2 separate regions of the Homo sapiens genome follow, and region 2 is linked to region 1. A link is an interaction called in ENCODE POLR2A ChIA-PET data of the cell type or tissue named here. Cell type or tissue: PC-3. All regions are shown on one strand. Each heading gives the region's core, and the rest is flanking DNA. Links, peaks and the distances in the headings are about the cores only.

Region 1 (10,000 bases), core at 3,670-6,169:
TAATATCCTCCAAGTACATCCATATGTTTGCAAATGGCAGGATTTCCTTTCCATTTTAAGGCTGAATAATATCCCATTGTATACATACATCACATTTTCTTTTTTTTACATACATTTTTTATTATACTTTAAGTTCTGGGGTTCATGTGCAGAACGTGCAGGTTTGTTACATAAGTATACATGTGCCATGGTGGTTTGCTGCACCCATCAACCCGTCATCTACATTAGGTATTTCTCCTAATGCTATCCCTCTCCTAGCCCCCCACCCCCCAACAGGCCCCAGTGTGTGATGTTCCCCTCTCTGTGTCCATGTATTCTCACTGATCAGCTCCTGCTTATGAGTGAGAACATGTGGTATTTGGTTTTCTGCTCCTGTGTTAATTTAATGAGAATGATGGCTTCCAGCATCATCCATGTCCCTGCAAAGGACATGAACTCCTCCTTTTTTATGGCTGCATAGTATTCCATGGTGTATATGTGCCACATTTTCTTTATCCAGTCTATCATTAAGGGGCATTTGGGTTGGTTCCAAGTCTTTGCTATTGTGAACAGTGCCACAATAAACATATGTGTGCATGTGTCTTTATAGTAGAATGATTTATAATCCTATGGGTATACACCCAGTAATGGGATTGCTGGGTAAAATGGTATTTCTGGTTCTAGATCCTTGAGGAATCACCACACTGTCTTCCACAATGGTTGAACTAATTTACACTCCCACCAACAGTGTAAAAGCATTCCTATTTCTCCACATCCTCTCCAGCATCTGTTGTTTCCTGACTTTTTAATGATGGCCATTCTAACTGGCATGAGATGGTATCTCACTGTGGTTTTGATTTGCATTTCTCTAATGACCAAGTGATGATGAGCTTTTTTTCATATGTTTGTTGGCTGTATAAATGTCTTTTTTTGAGAAGTGTCTGTTCACATCCTTCACCCACTTTTTGATGGGATTGTTTGTGTGTGTGTGTATGTGTGTGTGTGTGTGTGTGTGTGTGTAAATTTGTTTAAGTTCTTTGTAGATTCTGGATATTAGCCCTTTGTCAGATGGGTAGATTGCAAAAATGTTCTCCCATTCTGTAGGTTGCCTGTTCGCTCTGATAATAGTTTATTTTGCTGTGCAGAAGCTCTTTAGTTTAACCGGATCCCATTTGTCAATCTTGGCTTTTGTTGCCATTGCTTTTGGTTTTTTAGTCATGAAGTCTTTGCCCATTCCTATGTCCTGAATGCTATTGCCTAGATTTTCTTCTAGGGTTTTTATGATTTTAGGTCTTATGTTTAAGTATTTAATCCATCTTGAGTTAATTTTTGTATAAGGTGTAAGGAAGGGATCCAGTTTCAGCCTTCTGCATATGGCTAGCCAGTTTTCCCAACACCATTTATTAAATATGGAATCCTTTCCCCATTTCTTGTTTTTGTCAGGTTTGTCAAAAAATCAGATGGTTGTAGATGTGTGGTATTATTTCTGAGGCTCTGTTCTGTTCCATTGGTCTATATATCTGTTTTGGTACCAGTACCATGCTGTTTTGGTTACTGTAGGCTTGTAGTATAGTTTGAAGTCATGTAGCGTGATGCCTCCAGCTTTGTTCTTTTTGCTTAGGATTGTCTTGGCTATGTGGGCTCTTTTTTGGTTCCATATGAAATTTAAAGTAGTTTTTTCCACTTCTTTGAAGAAAGTCAGTGGTAGCTTGATGGGGATAGTATTGAATCTATAAATTACTTTGGGCAGTGTGGCCATTTTCACGATATTGATTCTTCCTATCCATGAGCATGGAATGTCACATTTTCTTTATTCATACATTTGTTGATGGACTCTTAGGTTGCTTTCATGTGTTGGCTGTTGTGAATAATAATGGAATGAACATGGGAGTGCAGATATCTCTTCAAGATCTTGATTTCAAATCCTTTGGATGCATACCCTAAAGTGGGATTGCTAGATAATAATGGTATTTTCATTTTTCATTTTTAAAGAAAAGTTTATACTGTTTTACATAGTGGCTTTGAGAACATTGTACAAGGTTCTTTATTGTCTATTACACATCCTCACCAACATTTGTTATCTGTTGGTTTTCTGAAAATAGTTGTCCTAACTAGTTTGAGGTGATATCTTATTGTGGCTTTGATTTACATGTCCCTGATTAGCAATGTTGGAAATATTTTCATATACCTGTTGGCAATTTGTATGCCTTCTCTGGAGAAATGTCTATTCAGGCCCTTTGTCCAATTTTTAAATGAGTTATTTTTATTATTTTTTTGTTTGTTGCTATTGAGTTGCAGGAGTTCCTTATATATTTTTGACATTAACTCTTTATCAGATATATGGCTTGCAAATATTTTCTCCCATCTGTAGGCTACATTTAACAATTCGTTAACAATTTGTTAATTGTTTCCTTTGCTGCACATAAGCTTTTCAGGGTGATGTAATCCCAATTGTCTAATACTGCTTTTGTTCCCTGTGTATTTGGTGTCATATTCAAGAAATTATTGCCAAGATTGATATCTAGAAGTTTTTCCTCTGTGTTTTCTTCTAGAAGTTTTATGTTTTTAGGTGTTACATTTAAGTAGTTAACCCATTTTGAATTGATTTTTGTGTATGGTATAAGATAAAGGTCCAATTTTATTCTTTTTCAGGTGGATATTCAATTTTCCCAGCACAATTTGTTGAAGAGACTATCCTTTCCCATTGTGTATTCTTGACTTCCTTGTCAAAGATCAACTGATCAAATATACATGGGTTTATTCTGGGGTCTCCATTCTATCCCACTGGTCTATATGTTTTTGGTTTTTGTTTTTTATGCCACAGTACCATACTATTTTGATTGCTGTAGCTTTGTAACATATTTTGAAATCAGGAACTTCCAGCTTTGTTCTTACTCAAAATTGCTTTGACTCTTCAGGTCTTTCCTGGTTTCATATGAATGTCAGGATTACTTTTTCTATTTCTCTAAAAAATGTCATTGGAATGGTAATAGAGCTTGCACTGAATCTATAGATTGCTTTGAGTAGTGTAGACATTTTAACAAGATTGATTCTTCTAATACATAAACATAGGATGCCTTTACATTTATTTGTATCTCCTTTAATTTCTTTCATTGGTGTTTAATGGCTTTCAGTATATAAGCCTTTCACCTCCTTGGTTAAGTTTATTTCAGAGTATTACATTATTTTTGATGTTATTGTAAATGAGATTGTTTTCTTAATTTTCTTTTTGAATAATTCATTGTTTATCTATAGAAATGCAGTTGATTTTTGTTAGTGTATAGAAATATGTGTTGATTTTGTATTCTACAACTGTGCCAAATTGTTTATCGATTCTAATAGGTTGTGTGTGTGTATGTGTTTGTCTGTGTAATCTTTAGGTTTTTCTACATATAAGATTATGTCATCTGCAAACAGTTAATTTTATGCTGTCTTTTTCAATTAGGGTATGTTTTATTTCTGTTTCTTGCTTAATTTCTCTGGCTAGAACTTCTAATACTATGGTAAATAGAAGTGGTGAGAGTGAGCATCCTTGTCTTGTTCCTGATCTTAGAGGAAAATCTTTCAGTTTTTCACCATTCACTATAATGTTAGCTGTGTATATGGAGTTTGTATATATGGACTTTATTGTGTTAAGGTAAGTTCCTTTTATACCTAACTTTTTGAGAGTTTTCATCATAAAAGGATGTTGAATTTCACCAAATGCTTTTTCTGCATCTAATGGAATAATCATGTTATTTTTATCCTTTATTCTGTTAATGTGATGTATCATATTGTTTGATTTGCATATGTGAACCATCTTTGCATTCCAGGGATAATTTCTTCTTGGTCACAATGTATGGTCCTTTTAATATGCTGAAAAATTTGGTTTGTTATTATTTATTTGAGGATTTTTGCACTCATGTTCTTTGAGGATATTGCCCTGTAGTTTCCTTTTTATCTGATATTTTTGTCAGCTTTGGTATTAGGGTGATGCTGACATCACAAAGAATTTGGAAGTGTTCCTTCTACTTCTGTTTTTTAAAGAGTGTAATAAAAATTCGTGTCAATTTTTTTAATGTTTGGTAGAATTTATTTGTGAAGCCATCTGGTCCTGGGCTTTTCTTTGCTGGAAGATTTTGATTACTGATTCAGTCTCCTTATATTGAATGAACAGTTAAATAGAAACAGTTATTGGTCTGTTTAAGCTTTTTATTTCTTCTTGATTTAGTCTTGGTAGGTTGTATGTTTCTAGAAATTTATCCATTTCTCCTATGTTGTCCAATTTGTTGGCATATAATTCTCACTAATAGTTCTCTATGAGCTTTCTTATTTCTTTATCTTTTTCATTTCATTACTGGTTGTAGTTGTCTCCTCTTCCATTTCTGGAACATGTTATTTTGGTAAGCCTTATCTCTTTTTCTCTTAGCCTAATTAAGCTTTTGTTGATTTTGCTTATCTTTTTAAATAACCAACTCTTTTATTAATGTTTTCCAATGCTTTTTTATGCTATATTTCACTTATTTTTTCTCTAATCTCCATTCTCTTCCTCCTGTTAACTTTGGGCTTAGTTTGTTATTTTTCTAATTTGTTGAGGTATAATGTTAGTTATTTATTTCAGGTCTTTATTTTTATGTAGGTGTTTATTATTATAAATCTTCCCTCTTAGTACTGCTTTTGCTGCACTCCATAAGTTTGGATATGTTGTATTATCATTTTCATTTGTCTCAAAATATTGTCTAATTTCCCTTTAATTTATTCTTTGACCCAATGATTGTAAAAGAATGTGTTTTTTGAATTTTCATGTACCTATAAATTTTTCAGTGTTGTTTTTGTTATTAATTTCTCATTTCATCCTATTGTGGCTGAAAAAATATTTCGAATGACTTGAATCTTAAATTTTTTAAGGATTGTCTTATGGTCTAGCTTGTGATCTATGGTGGATAATTTTCCACGCTCACTTGAAAAGAATGTGTTTTCTGATGCTGTTGGATAGAATGTTCTGTATATTGCCATTAGGTCCATTTGGTCTACAGTATTGTTCAATTCCACTGTTTCCTTATTGATTTTCTGTCTGAATGATTTGTCCATTACTGTAAGTGGGGTATTGGAGTCCCCTGCTATTGTTGTATTGCTGTCTATTTCTCCATTCAGGTCTGTCAATGTTTGCTTTATATGTTTAGATATTCTGATATAGTGTGCATATATATTTATAATTGTTATATCTTCCTGTCAAGTTGATTTTATCATTATGTAATAACTTTCTTTGTCTCTTGTGACAGTTTGTCTTAAAGTAATATATTTTTCATCCTTTCACTTTCAGCTTATGTGTGCCATTACATCTAAAGTTGGTCTCTTGTAGACAACATATAGTTGAATCTTAAAAAAATTTCATTTAGCCACTCTATCTTTTGGATGGTGAGTCTATTTACATTTAAAGTAATTGTTTATAGGTAAGAGCTTACTATTGCCATTTTGTTGGTAATGTTCTGTCTGTTTTGTAGTGTTTTTGTTCATTTCTTCTTCTCCTACTATTTTCCTTTGTTTGATGATTTTTTTTATAGTGATAAACTTTGATTGTTTTCTCTATCTTTTCTGAATCTGCTACAGGATTTTTTTGTGTGGTTACCATGTGGCATGTATAAAACTTATTGTTATAACAGGATTTTTTGAGGTGATAACAACTTCAGCTGCATATGAAAGCTATAATTTTACTTCCTCCTCCCACACACTTTATGTTATTAATGTCAGAATTTACTTTTTATATTTTGTATTAATTAACTATTTTTTGTGGTTATAGCCATTCTTAATACTTTTGTCTCTTAATGTTTACTCCAAGGTTAAAAGTGATTTTTGCACTACCATTATGACATTACATTATTCTGTATTTGTCCATATATTTACATTTACCAGTGAGATTTATACTTTCATATGCTTTTGTGTTGTTTAGTGTTCTCTCATTTCAACTTGAAGGACTCTATTTAGCACTTCTTGTAAGGCAGATTCTAATGGTGATAAACTGCTTCAAGTGTTTGTTTGTCTGGGAAAGTCTTTCTCGCCTTCATTTTTAAATAATAGTTTTGCCAGGGTTGGCAGAGTTTTTTTTTTCTTTCAGCATTTTGAATATATTACCCACCTTCTTCCTCACTTTCAGGAAGGTTTCTAATGAGAAATATACTGATCATCTTCTAAGGGTTCTCTTGTATGTGACCAGTCATTCTTTCTTTGCTGCTTTCAAAAGTCTCTTTTTATCTTCGAATTTCAACAATTTAATTATAATGTGTCTCAAGTGTAGACATCTTTAGGTTCAAACTACTTAAGATCCTTTAAGCTTAATGAATTTGAAAGTTCATTTTCATCCTTAGAAATGTGAAGTTTTCAGCCATTATTTCTTGAAATAAACTTTCTTCTTCGTTTTCTCCTTCTTCTCTTTTTTAAACTACTGTAATGCATATATAGTTTTGTTTGATGGTGTCCCATAAGTCCTATAGGCTTTTTTCACTCATTTTCTTTGTTTGTTTATTTTATTCTTCTAACTGTGTTATTTCAAGTAAACTGTCTTTGAGCTCACTGATTCTTCTCCTTGATTGAGTCTGATGTTGAAGCTGTCTATTGAATTTTTTTAGTGTGTCACTGTGTCCTTCATTTACAAAATTTCTGTTTGATGCTTTTTTATTGTTTCTATCCCTTTGTTGAACTTCTTATTTTGTTCATGTATTGCTTTGTGATTTTATTTAGTTGTCTATCATGTTCTCCTGTAGCTCACCGAACTTCTTTAAGATAATTATTTTAAATTATTTGTCAGGTAATTCATAGATATCCATTTCTTTAGGTTCATTTACTGAAGTTTTTTTTTTTTTCCTTTGGCAGCGTCATAGTTTCCTGATTCTTTATGATCCCTGTAGCCCTGCATTGGTGTCTATGCATTTGAAGAAGTGGTCATCTCTTCCAGTCTTTACAGATTCGTTGCTTCAGCAACGAAAGCCTTTCACCACCATGGTCGGAGACTCTAAGCAGACCAACTGGCAGGGTCCGTGGGTGGGCAGACCTAGTGGCAGAGTCCATGGATGGGCCTACTGCTAGAGTCTACAGATTGATAGGTGTGATGCCTGAGTCCATGGGCAGGTGGGCCTAATGTCTTGGTCTAAGGCAAGCCTGCTGCCAGGATACATGGCAAAGTCAGATACTTACATCACTCTCCCTTTCCCTTATGAAATAACCCACAGGCTGATGGAATCTTCCTCAGTGCTGTGCTGTGTTGGCTTGCAAGAGAAGTGGCGTGGGTAAAGTGTAACTATTCTTACTCTCTGAAACGTGTCCTTTCTTTTTCTGTTCTTCACTTGAGTGCTGTAATGTCTTACCTGAAATCTAGAGATCTCAGGAAGGTATTCTTGACTATGGGTGGATGTTAAGTCCACGTTTCTGTAAATGAATAAGGGCTGGAACCTTCTATTCCATCATCTTGCTAACATCACTCTGTAATACCTTTCCAATGGGGCTTCCTGTTTGGGGTCTCTCTACCTCTTAATCATTCGAGGTAAGAACTAATCTTACTTACATACTTTCTTCATGTCAGTCCTAGACTCAAGAACTTCTGATAGCTTTAATATGACTATCAAATATAAGTTCAAACCTCTCTTTCTGACATTCCAGGTCCTGCCACTGGGCTATCACACCTGCTCTGCTTTCCTCACCTATGGTTTGTACCCCAGTCATTTGGATTCTCTTATTGAGACCCAGAGAAAACCCTGTGCCTTCCTGTTCTTTCATCTTTGCCCTTGCTCTTGACATTGCCTCTCTATTGTCATTCATCTCTTTAAATTATTCTCAACTACTTCAAGTTCTACTTACATTACCAAATAATCTACAAAAAGCCACTCCATAATAATTTCAGCCCATAGCAACCTATATTCTATTTTTCTTTTCATAATACTTAGTAGGAGTTCTCCATATTTCTATATTTGATTTTCTTCAATGTGTATGTTGTCTGCTAATATTATCTAATGTTTCAACTGCAAGTTCTGTTCTAAAAAGTCTCAGGATTTCCTCCTGTGCATTTTAACTCTGAGTAAGGTAGGCAGGATGCCTTGCATTCAGCTTTATTGTCCAGAGAGATGAAGACAGTTCCTGAAGGTACAGGTAAGCAAAAATAAGATAACACATTTTATTGAGTGGGTACGTGTGTGTATTTTCAAAAATGTCATAACCATTATAAAAAGAAAACTGTCTTAAGCCACAAAATATTTAATGGAGTAAATATGTGAATTATACTTTTTGTTTATCTCTGGTCTTAACTGCCATCTCTGCTAAGAAAAAAAAACAAAAACAAAACATGATTTTCTTTGTATTACATGATTTGATAAGAGTCTCAACTGAATTTTCATCTTAGAGTCAAAGCTTTTCTTTGGCATACTTATATCTGGTGCCTTAAGGATCTAAAAGTATGAGGCTAAACAAACTCCCTGCCTCCCTCCCTCCCTCCCTCCTTTCCTTCCTTCCCTCCCTCCCTTCCTCCCTCCCTTCCTTCCTTCCTTCTTTCCTTCTCTCAACAAATATTTATTGAGCCATCACCATATTTCAGGCTATGTACTAGGTGTTGCTGATATAACAGCAAGCCTATTGGACATAATCCCTGTCCTAATAAATTCATAGTCAAATAAGCACTCCTGTTGAAAAACTCAGCTGTATACGCTGACCAATCAAAACCTCAATGTCTTTAATTTTCAGCTAATATAAGAAAAATACTGTTGAGAGAGAGAGAAAAACAATGTATCCTATTTTATCTCTCAACTCATAGTAATTCCTGTTTCTTTAATTCTTGGTCTTCAAAAAAAGAAAGAATTGTGGGTCAGCATTTATCATGCATCTATAAGAAGTGGGCAGCACCCTCATCAGCAGTGCTAAAAGATGTGCAGTGATTCCCTCTCAAATGGAGCCACTGTAAGAAAGTAATTATGTTATGTGAATCACCTGATTCTGGCTGACCTACAAGTCACAGTAGTCCTCCCAACTTCTTCAATGCTAGCACAAAGATCAGTGGGTAAGCCTGGCCCTAACCACACATAGTGTTCTTGACCACAGTGTTGGTTTCACAGGAGTGCATGTAACCTCTTCTGGGCCAATCAGAGCTCTTCTTTGAGATTTTCTGCTTGGGAGCAGAATGAGAGTTTTTACTTCACCCTCTAGGTTCAAGGAACAGAAAAAATGCAAGCCTAAATTTGCCTGCTACCTCATTGTCCAAGAGATGAAAGATATCCACTACATTTGTAAAGAATGAAATCAACCCTCAGGGGGGAAAAAGAGACCTGAAAGAAGAGGAGAAAAGAAATGTCTCTAGGACATCATCTGAGCCCCTCAATATGGCTGTGCTTAAAGCCAAACCTAATAAATGCCATATTTTGCATAAGCTAGTTTGGGTTTAACCTCATGTCATTTGCAATTAACAAACGTTAGCAGCTTCTTTGGATTATTAATTGTTGCTTGTGAACGTTTATTAAAGGATATGTTTCCTAATGCTTACTTATTATTTAAAAGAAAACATGTGTGTCTATGTGTATGTATATATGTACAGGTATATGTATGTGCTTTCTTCTGAGCACATTAGAAGCAGGCAAAGAGGGATTCTAAGGGGAGCTTTAAGCCTTGAAAAGTATAGCTTCATCATAGATAAACAGGGCCTATCATGTCATTCAATGAAGCAGGTGAGTTAATCCACTTGAAGAATATTTATTGAGCAGTTATCTTTTCAATTTTTTGAGTCTACTAGAACAAACATGCCACATTTTTTTTACATAAAAGGCACATACCATATATAATATTTAGGATTTTTTTCTAGTCACTTAACAATATATTTTAGAGCTACAATAAAACTCTACTTCATTCTTCCTTTATGGCTTTTTACTTTACTACTAAATAAATGTTTTATATTTTAATAGTTGTCTATGAATGGAAAACTATTATTTTTAGTTTCTTGCTGCTACACAAAAGTAATTATGATAAATGGTCATGTAGGTATATCTTTGCTCTCCAAAAAGTTGGGCAT
Region 2 (10,000 bases), core at 4,919-7,418, 370 kb after region 1:
CCTGTACATAAATGTTCATAGCAGCATTATTCATAATAGCCCAAAACTGATAAGCCCAAATGTTCATCAATCAACAAATGGATAAACAAAATGTGACACAGCATGGGAATGGAATATTATTCACCAATAAAAATAAATAAAGTACTGATACATGCTGCAATATGGATGAACCTGGAAAACATTATGCAAAATAAGAGAAGCCAGACATAAATAACACATATTGTGTAATTCCACTTATATGAAACATCCAACATAGTCAAATCCATAGAGACAGAAAGTAGATTAGTGCTGCCTAGGGCTGGAGAGGATGGGGGATTTGGGGAGTGACAGCTAGTAGGTGAAAGGTTTCCTTCTGCAGTAATGAAAATACTCTAAAATTAATTGTGGTGATGGATGCCCAACTCTGTGAATATACTAAAATTCATTCAATTTTATGCTTTAAAAGGGTAAATTGTATGGTATAATAATTATAATGCAATAAAGCTACTTTTCAAATTGTCTTTCTAAGGCCAAAAAATGTGGGTTTAAAACAGACTTAGCAGTAAAATGTATTATAACAATAACACAAAAGACAGGAGAAACAAAAAGGAAATACTCTTATAAGGTGCCTGTATTATATGTAAAGGCAGCCTCTGATAAGTTAGATGTTAAATTATATGGCAACCAACTGAAAATACCATAAACCAAAAAGTACTTCTAAAATTAAATGTAATCATTAAAAAATGCTCAAAGCAAAAGAAGACAGGAAAACAGGGAAAAAACAAAGAGCAAATAGAACAAAGAAATAATGACAAGATGGTAGATTTAAACGCAACCAAATGATAAATTACATTAAATAAAAATGTCCTGCATTATCCTTAGCAAACTAATGCAGGAACAGAAAACCAAATATCACACATTCTCTCTTGTAAGTGAGAGCTAAATAATGAGAACACATGGACACATAGAGGGGAACAACACACACTGGGTCATATTGGAGGGTGGAAGGTGGGAGGTGGGAGAGGATCGGAAAAATAACTAATGGGTACTAGGTTTAATACCTGGGTGATGAAATAATCTGAACAACAAACCCCCATGACACGTATTTTCCTATGTAGCAAACCTGCATTTGTACTGTGAACTTAAAATAAAAGTTTAAATAAATAAATATGGGCCTAAACTCTCCATTTAAAATTCAGGGATTTCCAGATTGAATAAGAAAATTCAAATACATAGATATAAAGATACATATAACTAGGTTAAAATTAAAAGAATGAAATAAGGAATGCCATTCAAATGCCAGTAAAAGGAAAGCTGGCAAGACTATATTACTAACAGTTAAAGTAAACTTCAGGGGGGTTGGGGGTTCTTATTTTCTTTTTTTTTTTCCAAGATAGATTACTAGAGATCTTAGACACCAGTTCTCTGCAGAAAGAAGAACCAAAGTTACAGGTGAATAATCATAACTTGAATGAAGTATCAAGTAGAAAGTTCTGGAGCCTAGCAGAGAACTCATGGGAAGAAGCTAGGGCACAGAAAAAGAAGAAAGCAAGAGGCTGGCAGAGATCAGCTAGGAACCCCAAGGGATTTGGTATTACATACAAAAAGGATAGGTGGAAGTGGTTTTGGCTCCCCTTATCCCTGCAGGAGACCTCTGGTATCTGAACTGTTGGAGAGCTCTTCCACCCGCATGAACCCAAACACTGGTGTTGACAGTGATCTGGGGACTTCTTAAGGGCATCACACTAGACCACCAGCTCACCCTGAGTTGCCTGCCCTCCCCGTGACCTGAGCAGCAACAGCAGGTGCCATACTTGGGGCACACCCATTGGACGACTGTGTCCTTCCAAGGGAACATCAGTCCCTGTGTTTCCACATCACTGGAGCCCCTGCAGACATTCCTTGGCACCTACTTAGATTGTGGCAGCCACACAGGGCTGCCTGGGCCAGGGGAGCTTCAGGGTCCCCAGTGGTCTAGCCCTTGAGAAATGCTGCTCCTAAGAGAAGGGAGTGCAGCACACCAAGGGGGAACCCCTGGGGACCAGGAGACCAGAGCATGCACTTTCCTGTGCCCAAGAGCTCCCTTGGGCTGAGAGCAACTGCACTACCTCCAGTGGAGAGGCAGGCACTGGGCTCACTAGAGATATCAGATACCAGTTCTCCACAGAAAGAAATTCTGCAAGGGAGGAGTATGGTTTTGTTCCAGCAGATAGGTGGTTGCGGTCCTCTGGCATGGATGTGAAGAGGAGGACTTCTCCTCCCCCTAACTCCCACTGCTGTGGGAACAGCGATGGCTGCTGTCTTGGGAAGTTGGTGCAGATGTGTGGAGAATGAACATTCTAGGGTTATAGGGGTGGCTGCACCCCCACTGGTGGTGTACATACCTGGCCTAGGTTTGCACAAAAGATGGGGCCCCTCCTTCTCTCTACATGAAGTGGCAGCATTCCTGCAGCAGACAGCAAGAGAGCCACAAAGCTGCACGTTTGAGGCTGAGGGAGGAGGCTCCACACAGAAGACATCTGAGGTGAGCCATGGGACAAATGTCTTTCATGGTGCTCGACTACATTGCAGCTTGGAGATAGACAGCAGTGTCTGTCTGATCTGAGTGTCCTGAGTGCCAGGAGGGGGCATGACAGGGAGGCAGGAGCTGCGGCAGCCACCTACCTCACTACGGAGCCTTCAGCGCATTTCATTGGGAGCTCCCCTCACCACCTCTGTCAGGACTGGTGCTTGTGCCTGCCATTGGGGTATCTGAGAGCAGGACTGGAAGTTCAGCTTTGCCCAGCTCCGTCCCCCCATTAGTGACTAAGCAGGAAGCTAAGGCCACCATGCATTCCACAGACCAGCCCATCATCTGAGGTACCAGAGAAATCTTCTCCTGGTAAAGAAAGGTGACACATACGCCATCTTCTGCTGCTGCAGCCAGCTCTTACCTATAAGTGTCATCTACTGATCTACAGGTTGAAATACACAATGTAATTTTTTAAAGAAAGATCTGCTAACAGAAGTGCATGGTGCCGAAGAATGAGATAAGCTTCCTGAGACCTTCACTATCCCAGCCATGCAGGAGACGGCAAGCCTTCTCACAGACTCGGTACATCACTGCTACAACCAGAATTTGAGAAAGCCACCATACAAATACTATCTAAAGCCAAGGAGCTGTTACAGAGGCTTTGACACTGAAAGTACCGAGAACCAAAGCCAAATGATCATACACAACACATATTATAGTCACATCCTCAAGAGGAAAACAATCTCCTCTAAACAAAAGTAAGTTCAAAAATAAGAAGAGATCATTTACCCAGATGAGAAGGAACCAGAGAAACAATTCTGGATATATGAAATTGTACAGTGCTACAATACCCGCAAAGGGTCACACTAACCATCCCACAATGGATCCTAACAACAACAAAAAAGTCTCTGAAATACCAGATAAGGAATTCAAAAATATTTATTTTAAAGCAGCTCAGTGAGATCCAAGAAAAAGTTGAAAACCAACACAAAGAAATCAGAAAGCAATACAGGATGTGAAGGAAAATTTTACTAAAGAGATAGATTAAAAAAAAAAAACAAAAATAACAGGGGTCCATTCCAAGATGGCCGAATAGGAACAGCTCCGGTCTGCAGCTCCTAGCATGATCGATGCAGAAGACAGGTGATTTCTGCATGTTCAGCTGAGGTACCTGGTTCATCTCACTGAGACTGGTTGGATAGTGGGTGCAGCCGAAGCCGGGCAGGGCATCGCCTCACCCAGGAAGTGCAAGGGGTCAGGGGATTTCCCTTTCCTAGCCAAGGGAAGCCATGACAGACTGTACCTGGAAAAACAGGACATTCCCACCTAAATAGTGCGCTTTTCCAATGGTCTCACCAAATGGCACAGCAGGAGATTATATCCTGCACCTGACTCGGTGGATCCCACGCCCACAGAGCCTTGCTCACTGCTAGCACAGCAGTCTGAGATGACCTGAAAGGCAGCAGCCTGGCAGGGGGATGGGTGTCTGCCATTGCTGAGGCTTGAGTAGGTAAACAAGGCAACCTGGGAAGCTCGAACTGGGCAGAGCCCGCCGCAGCTCAGCAAGGCCTGCTGCCTCTGTTGACTCCACCTCTGAGGGCAGGGCACAGCTGAACAAAAGGCAGCAGAAACTTCTCCCAGCATGGCGTTTGAGCTCTGAGAACGGACAGGCTGCCTCCTCAAGTGGGTCCCTGACCCCCGTGTAGTCTAAATGGGAGATACCTCCCAGTAGGGGCCGACTGATACCTCGTACAGGCAAGTGCCCCTCTGGAACAAAGCTTCCAGAGGAAGGATCAGGCAATATTTTCTGTTCTGCAATATTTGCTTTTCTGCAGCCTCCACTGGTGATACCCAGGAAAACAGGGTCTGAAGTGGAAGTCTGGCAAACTCCAACAGACCTGTAGCTGAGGGACCTGACTGTTAGAAGGAAAACTACCAAACAGAAGGGAATAGCATCAACATCAACAAAAAGGACATCCACACCAAAACCCCATCTGTAAGTCACCAACATCAAAGACCAAAGGCAGATAAAACCATAAAGATGGGGAGAAACCAGAGCAGAAAAGCTGAAAATTCTAAAAACCAGAGCGCCTCTTCTTCTCCAAAGGATCACAGCTCCTCACCAGCAATGGAACAAAGCTGGACGGAGAATGACTTTGACAAATTGACAGAAGTAGGCTTCAGAAGGCCGGTAATAGCAAACTTTTCTGATCTAAAGGAGGATGTTTGAACCCATCGCAAGGAAGCTAAAAACCTTGAAAAAAGATTAGATGAATGGCTAACTAGAATAAACAGTGTAGAATAGACCTTAAATGACCTGATGGAGCCAAAAACCATGGCACGAGAACTACGTGATGCATGCACAAGCTTCAGTAGCTGATTCGATCAAGTGAAAGAAAAGGTATCAGTGATTGAAGATCAAATTAATGAAATAAAGTGAGAAGAGAAGTTTACAGGAAAGAGAGTAAAAAGAAACAAACAAAGCCTCCAAAAAATATGGGACTATGTTAAAAGACCAAATCTACGTCCTTACAGTCTATATATCCGACAAAAGACTGATATCTAGGATCTATAAAGAACTCAAACAAATTAGCAAGAAAAACAAACAATCCCAACAAAAAGTGGGTTAAGAATATGAATAGACAATTCTCAAAAGAAGATACACAAATGGCCAACAAACATATGAAAAAATGCTCAACATCACAAATGATCAGGGAAATGCAAATCAAAACCATAATGTGATACCACCTTACTCTGCAAGAATGACCATAATCAAAAAATCAAAAAATAATACATGTTGGCATGGATGCGATGAAAAGGGAACACTTCTACACTGCTGGTGGGAATGTAAGCTAGTAAAACCACTATGGATAACAGACTGGAGATTCCTTAAAGAGCTACATTTTTATTAGTTCAAAGAGATATGTGATCACTGAGAAGGGACAACTGGGCAAAGGCTTAAGAACATGAGAGAAAAAGACCACCACGGACCTCAGGAGAAAAGCATGCTAGGGAAATAGGAGAGCAGTGCAAAGACACAGAGGCGGGAGTATGCCCAGCATGTTGGAGGAAGGCCAGGGTAGAGAGTGCTGATTGAACAGAGTGAGCTGGGGTGAGTGGATTGATCCAAGTTATACAGGAAACAGAGGGTACCTTTTAAAAAAGAGTAATCATCATGCCTGTAATCCCAGCACTTTGGAAGGCCGAGGCGGGCGGATCACTTAAGGTCAGGAGTTCAAGACCAGCCTGGCCAACATGGTGAAACCCCGTCTCTACTACAAATACAAAAATTAGCCGGGCAGGATGGTGCACACCTGTAATACCAGCTACTTGGGAGGCTGAGGCAGGAGAATCACTTGAACCTAGGGGGCAGAGGTTGCAGTGACCGGAGATCGTGCCACTGCACTCGAACCTGGGCAAGAGAGTGAGACTCCATCTCAAAAAAAAAAAAAAAAGGAGTAATCAAAGAGCAAGAGAGAGAGAGACTATTTGCAAAGCTCTGGGCAAAGTTAAGGTAAATCAGCAAGGTCAGGCACCTGCGAGTTGGCAATAGCTAAATGCCTTCAGCACAAGTAGGCCAGAAGGGGCCAGGAGAGAGCAAGATTACTGGAACCTGGAGAGAGCTGGCTGACAGAGAGGGCTGCGGACAGGGATGCATCTCTACCGGTAAAGGAACACAGCCACGGCTTGCCAGGGAAGGGACTAGAGAAGCAAATATCCCGACCTTTCTCAGCAACCATCTCCCCATCCCATACCAGTGCCTGCCGTCGGGTGATCTAACTGCAAGCAAAAGGCAGCAGGGAATGTTTGAAGATTTCTGTGGCCAGTCTCCTAGGAATGTGAGCACTGTGAGGAAAGCTGGAACATGGATCTGGAGGGACAAACGGAGAACGTCCGGGACAGGAAGAGTAGTGGGAAACGAGTCAGAGAGAGAGGTATGTGGTTTGTAAAACCTGTTTGGCTGCGTTCAGAGCCCAGCTTTTACTCTAAGTGAAATGTGCTCCACAGCAGGATCTTGAGCAGAGATTGATAGGACTCGACTTATATTTTACAAAGAACACTCTGGCCACTCCAGGGAAAGCGACTGTGGGTGAGGGAAGAGCAGGAGTGGAGTCTATTGGCCCTGACTTGGCCCACAATGGTAGCAGTGGTCATGAGAAGTATTCTGATTCTGGCTACATCCAGGTAGATCAGCAGGATTTCTGGATGGATTAGATAGAAGGTTGTGAGAGATACAGAAACATCAAGGCAAATTCCAAATGTTTTGGCCTGAATACCTGGAAAGATGGAGTTGTCTTTAACTGAGATGGGAAAGCCTGCAGATGGAGATGACTTAGTGCAGTGGGTTGGTGGGGTGTGGACATATTAAGTTTGGGTCTATTCAGTACTTGATACTGAAGATACCAAATAGACAGTTAGATGCACTAACTTGGAATTCATAAGAATGATAGGGATTTAAAATATAAATGTGGGTATCATTAACAGAGAAATATATTGGAAATATGAGAAGGAATATGTCACTTCCAAATGGGAAAAACAAAGAAAGCTTCATGGAGGAGGTGACATGTAATTTGCATTTTAAAGGGTGGAGTTTTTGACAGCAGAAACAACTGAGGAGAATATTCCAAATGGAAGAGAAACCACTAGTAAAAGTGCTAGAATAGGAAATTGGAGGAATGTTTCAGGGAGGTCAGTAGAGTTGGGAGGAGCTGTAAGCTTGGTGTCAGAAGTCAGACATGGAAATAGAACCAGAACATGGGCCTGTCTTCCAGTTCATTCAAGCATTTGTCATTTATTCCGCATGCATTTACTGACCACTTACTTGGTCTAGGGGCTATGCCCCTTTCTGAACATTAATAATAAAAGCATTTATTGGACACAAATTATGCACTCCATGAGTAAAAACTTATTTAATCCTTACAATGCCCCATAAGAGCTATACTAACATGATCCCCAGTTTAAAGATAAGGAAACTAAGAGTCTGAGTGGTTTGCTCTGGCTCTGTCAGTGGCAGGATTGGAACCCAGGCAGTGTGACCCCAGGGCCTTTGTCCTCATCACTCTGCTCTGCTGCTTTGTCAGAAACACCAAACCAGGCATCTGTGGGAGAGTAGCCTGGCGGCCGTCAGAAATGCAGATTAGTAAGCCATGGGGGAGATGTTCTCCAGACTTTCTTCTGTGTAGGATGTGAAACGTGCTCTCTCCAAGAGTCAGCCAAGGAACCAGCAGCAGCAGCTCCAGAAGAGGAGGTGGGACTGCTGACCCGGGCAGAGGTCACCAAGCTGCTGGGTCTGACTCACCCGGAAAAGCCAACTGCTCTTTCCAAAGCACCAGCTCCCCTTTTCTTGGCTTCCACAGCAAACCTAAGGTCAAGGGCAGGCAACCGAAGCCTTACCCTGGAAGGGTAGCATTGAAAGTGTCCTTGAACAGTAATGTGTCTACTCTTCTACTCCTCGTCTGCTCCAAACCCATTTTAGAGATGAGGAAACTAAAGACCATGGAGGCTTTGTTACTTGTTTTACATTTTCTTGGAATGTCTGTGACAAATTCTACAATAGAACTCCCCAAATCTCAGGACTTTCATGATCAGTGTGCTTCCACAAAACAGGTTAATGTTTGAAAACTAGGTTTCCTAGCAAGCAGGCTGGGATAGGATCGTGGGGGTGTGTGTGTATGTATGTGTGTGTGTATGTGTGTGCGTGTGTCTCTATGTGTGCCAAGTTCATGATACAAGCCCAGGACTGACACTCCCTACCACTCCCAGGGAAAGGAATTTCTCCTCAGTTCAGCTTATCTTTCAGGAAAATTTAGATTTTAGGCATCTGACCCAGTAAATGAGATAGGAAAGAGGAGCCCTGCCATCCAGTGAGTCCTGCTCAGGTGTCTTTCCTGGAGAAATATTCACACCTGTGTAGCAAGAGGCCTGTGCAAGGAAGCCAACAGCAGCATCACAAGAAATAGTGAGGAGTGGAAGGAACGCAAATGCTCATCAACACAGGAGTGATTATCCAGCAGTTAAAAAGACCTACCTCTATGAAGTAGGTATTCATAGAGTCAAAGAAACAGCCTGAAGACATATTACACAAAGAAGAAAAAGGGGAAGGAGAAGACAGAGAAGCAAAAGAAACTGGCAATGCAATGCATACATTATGACGCTTTTTATGAAAATAAAACATCCCAGTTACATGTATGTGTCTGTGTGTGTATAGAAAAGGAATCACCTCAGCCTGGTGATTTCAATGCATTTATTCCCCCAGCAAATGTGCGCTGAGTGCCTCTCCATGGAAGCCTGAGGGGAACCCAGCAGGGCGCAGAGCAAGCAACATCCCTGCCCTCTACTGGCTGGATGAGGGAGGACGATGAGATGCGGTAAGGGGAAAAGAGACGTTCTTTTTTTTAAAGTACCCTGTGTTATCCAAAGTTTTCACAACAATAATTTATTCCTGAATGTGTCGTTACAAACGTGTAAATATGTGAATAAACAAAAGAATAAGGTGGAAGCAGAGAAGGGGAAGGAGAAATGCATGGCTAAGTGCAAAGTATCGGAGGTGCTCATGGAAGGGAGGCTGGGGCCTCTCATTCTAGGCTGCTGTATCACCAGTTCCCCACCCCAAGTAAAATGTCCACAGTGTCTTGGAAAGTAGAGGAAGGAAATCAAGTGATATTATATCTTCTGCAACAAGTATATTCCAATAACTGAAGATTCCACATCTCCCATTGCCTCCTAGTGACCCCCATAGAGCGCTGCCGGCAGGTTACAGCCCCTACAGGGTGCTATCTGAATCATCCTCCATGAATGTCATTACCTGCAGAAATGGTCTCTGCACTATCTTCTCCCTGATCACACGTCTCTTCCCAACCCATGTTCTCTGTAGAGAGTCAACCGTTTACAGAGCCCCCTCCTGATTCTTACTTCTTGAAGGTGCACTCTGCTGCCCACACAGACTACCCAAGGGCAGATCACAGACAGAGGCACATACCTTCCAACCTGACCCCCACCCTGTCCTTGGACTTGTCTTCTGGTTTGCACAGGAAAATTGATAAAATAAACTATTGGCCGATAGGATAGCAAAAATATTGCCCTTAATTCAGTGTGCTCTTTCCTCTTAATAATAAACTAGATTATTAGATTTGGAGTCAGAGCTCTCCATTCAAATTCTGGTTCTGTAAGTTTCAAGATATATTACCTTAGGCATATTTACTCCTATGTAGAAAAATATCACTATTAAATGTGGAATTAAAAGGCCTACCTCACAGAATAGCTGTGAGGATTAAAAGAGGCATTTACAAGTGTTTGGGTTTTGTTATTAATATTGGTGTGTGAGCATGACTGTATCCCATTCTGCTGGTTTCAGGTGCCATCCGTGCATCTGGACATTGCAAGGTGAGGAATAGAAAAAGGTGCCCAGGAAAGCAGAATGTGCCTACCACCCACAACAGAGATAAAATCTCAGTTCCAGCCAAGAAGTGTACACAGAAATACCTCCAAGCAAAACCAGATCTGCCTGTC

Evidence for each region. ChIA-PET counts read pairs that join two places held together with the same protein. Peaks named below come from ENCODE experiments on the same cell type or tissue, not always from the same donor. Only the 100,000 strongest peaks of a DNase experiment are listed, where the experiment ranks them.
Region 2: POLR2A ChIA-PET joins it to region 1 with 16 read pairs; 5 of 35 experiments call an interaction of 5 or more read pairs at or near these places.

What each region holds. Positions count from the first base shown.
Region 1 is chr5:148,752,129-148,762,128 of GRCh38, forward strand. No RefSeq gene overlaps it. Among named protein-coding and RNA genes, the nearest start is that of ADRB2, 69 kb to the right of the region's middle. RefSeq lists an enhancer at 8,847-8,926. In PC-3, for the core only: no CTCF peak of the experiment used is centred there; no DNase peak of the experiment used is centred there.
Region 2 is chr5:149,119,396-149,129,395 of GRCh38, forward strand. No RefSeq gene overlaps it. Among named protein-coding and RNA genes, the nearest start is that of ABLIM3, 17 kb to the right of the region's middle. In PC-3, for the core only: a CTCF peak has its summit at 6,065 (motif pointing right); DNase peaks (open chromatin) are centred at 6,116 and 6,406; H3K4me3 peaks cover 1,492 bases; H3K27ac peaks cover 1,298 bases.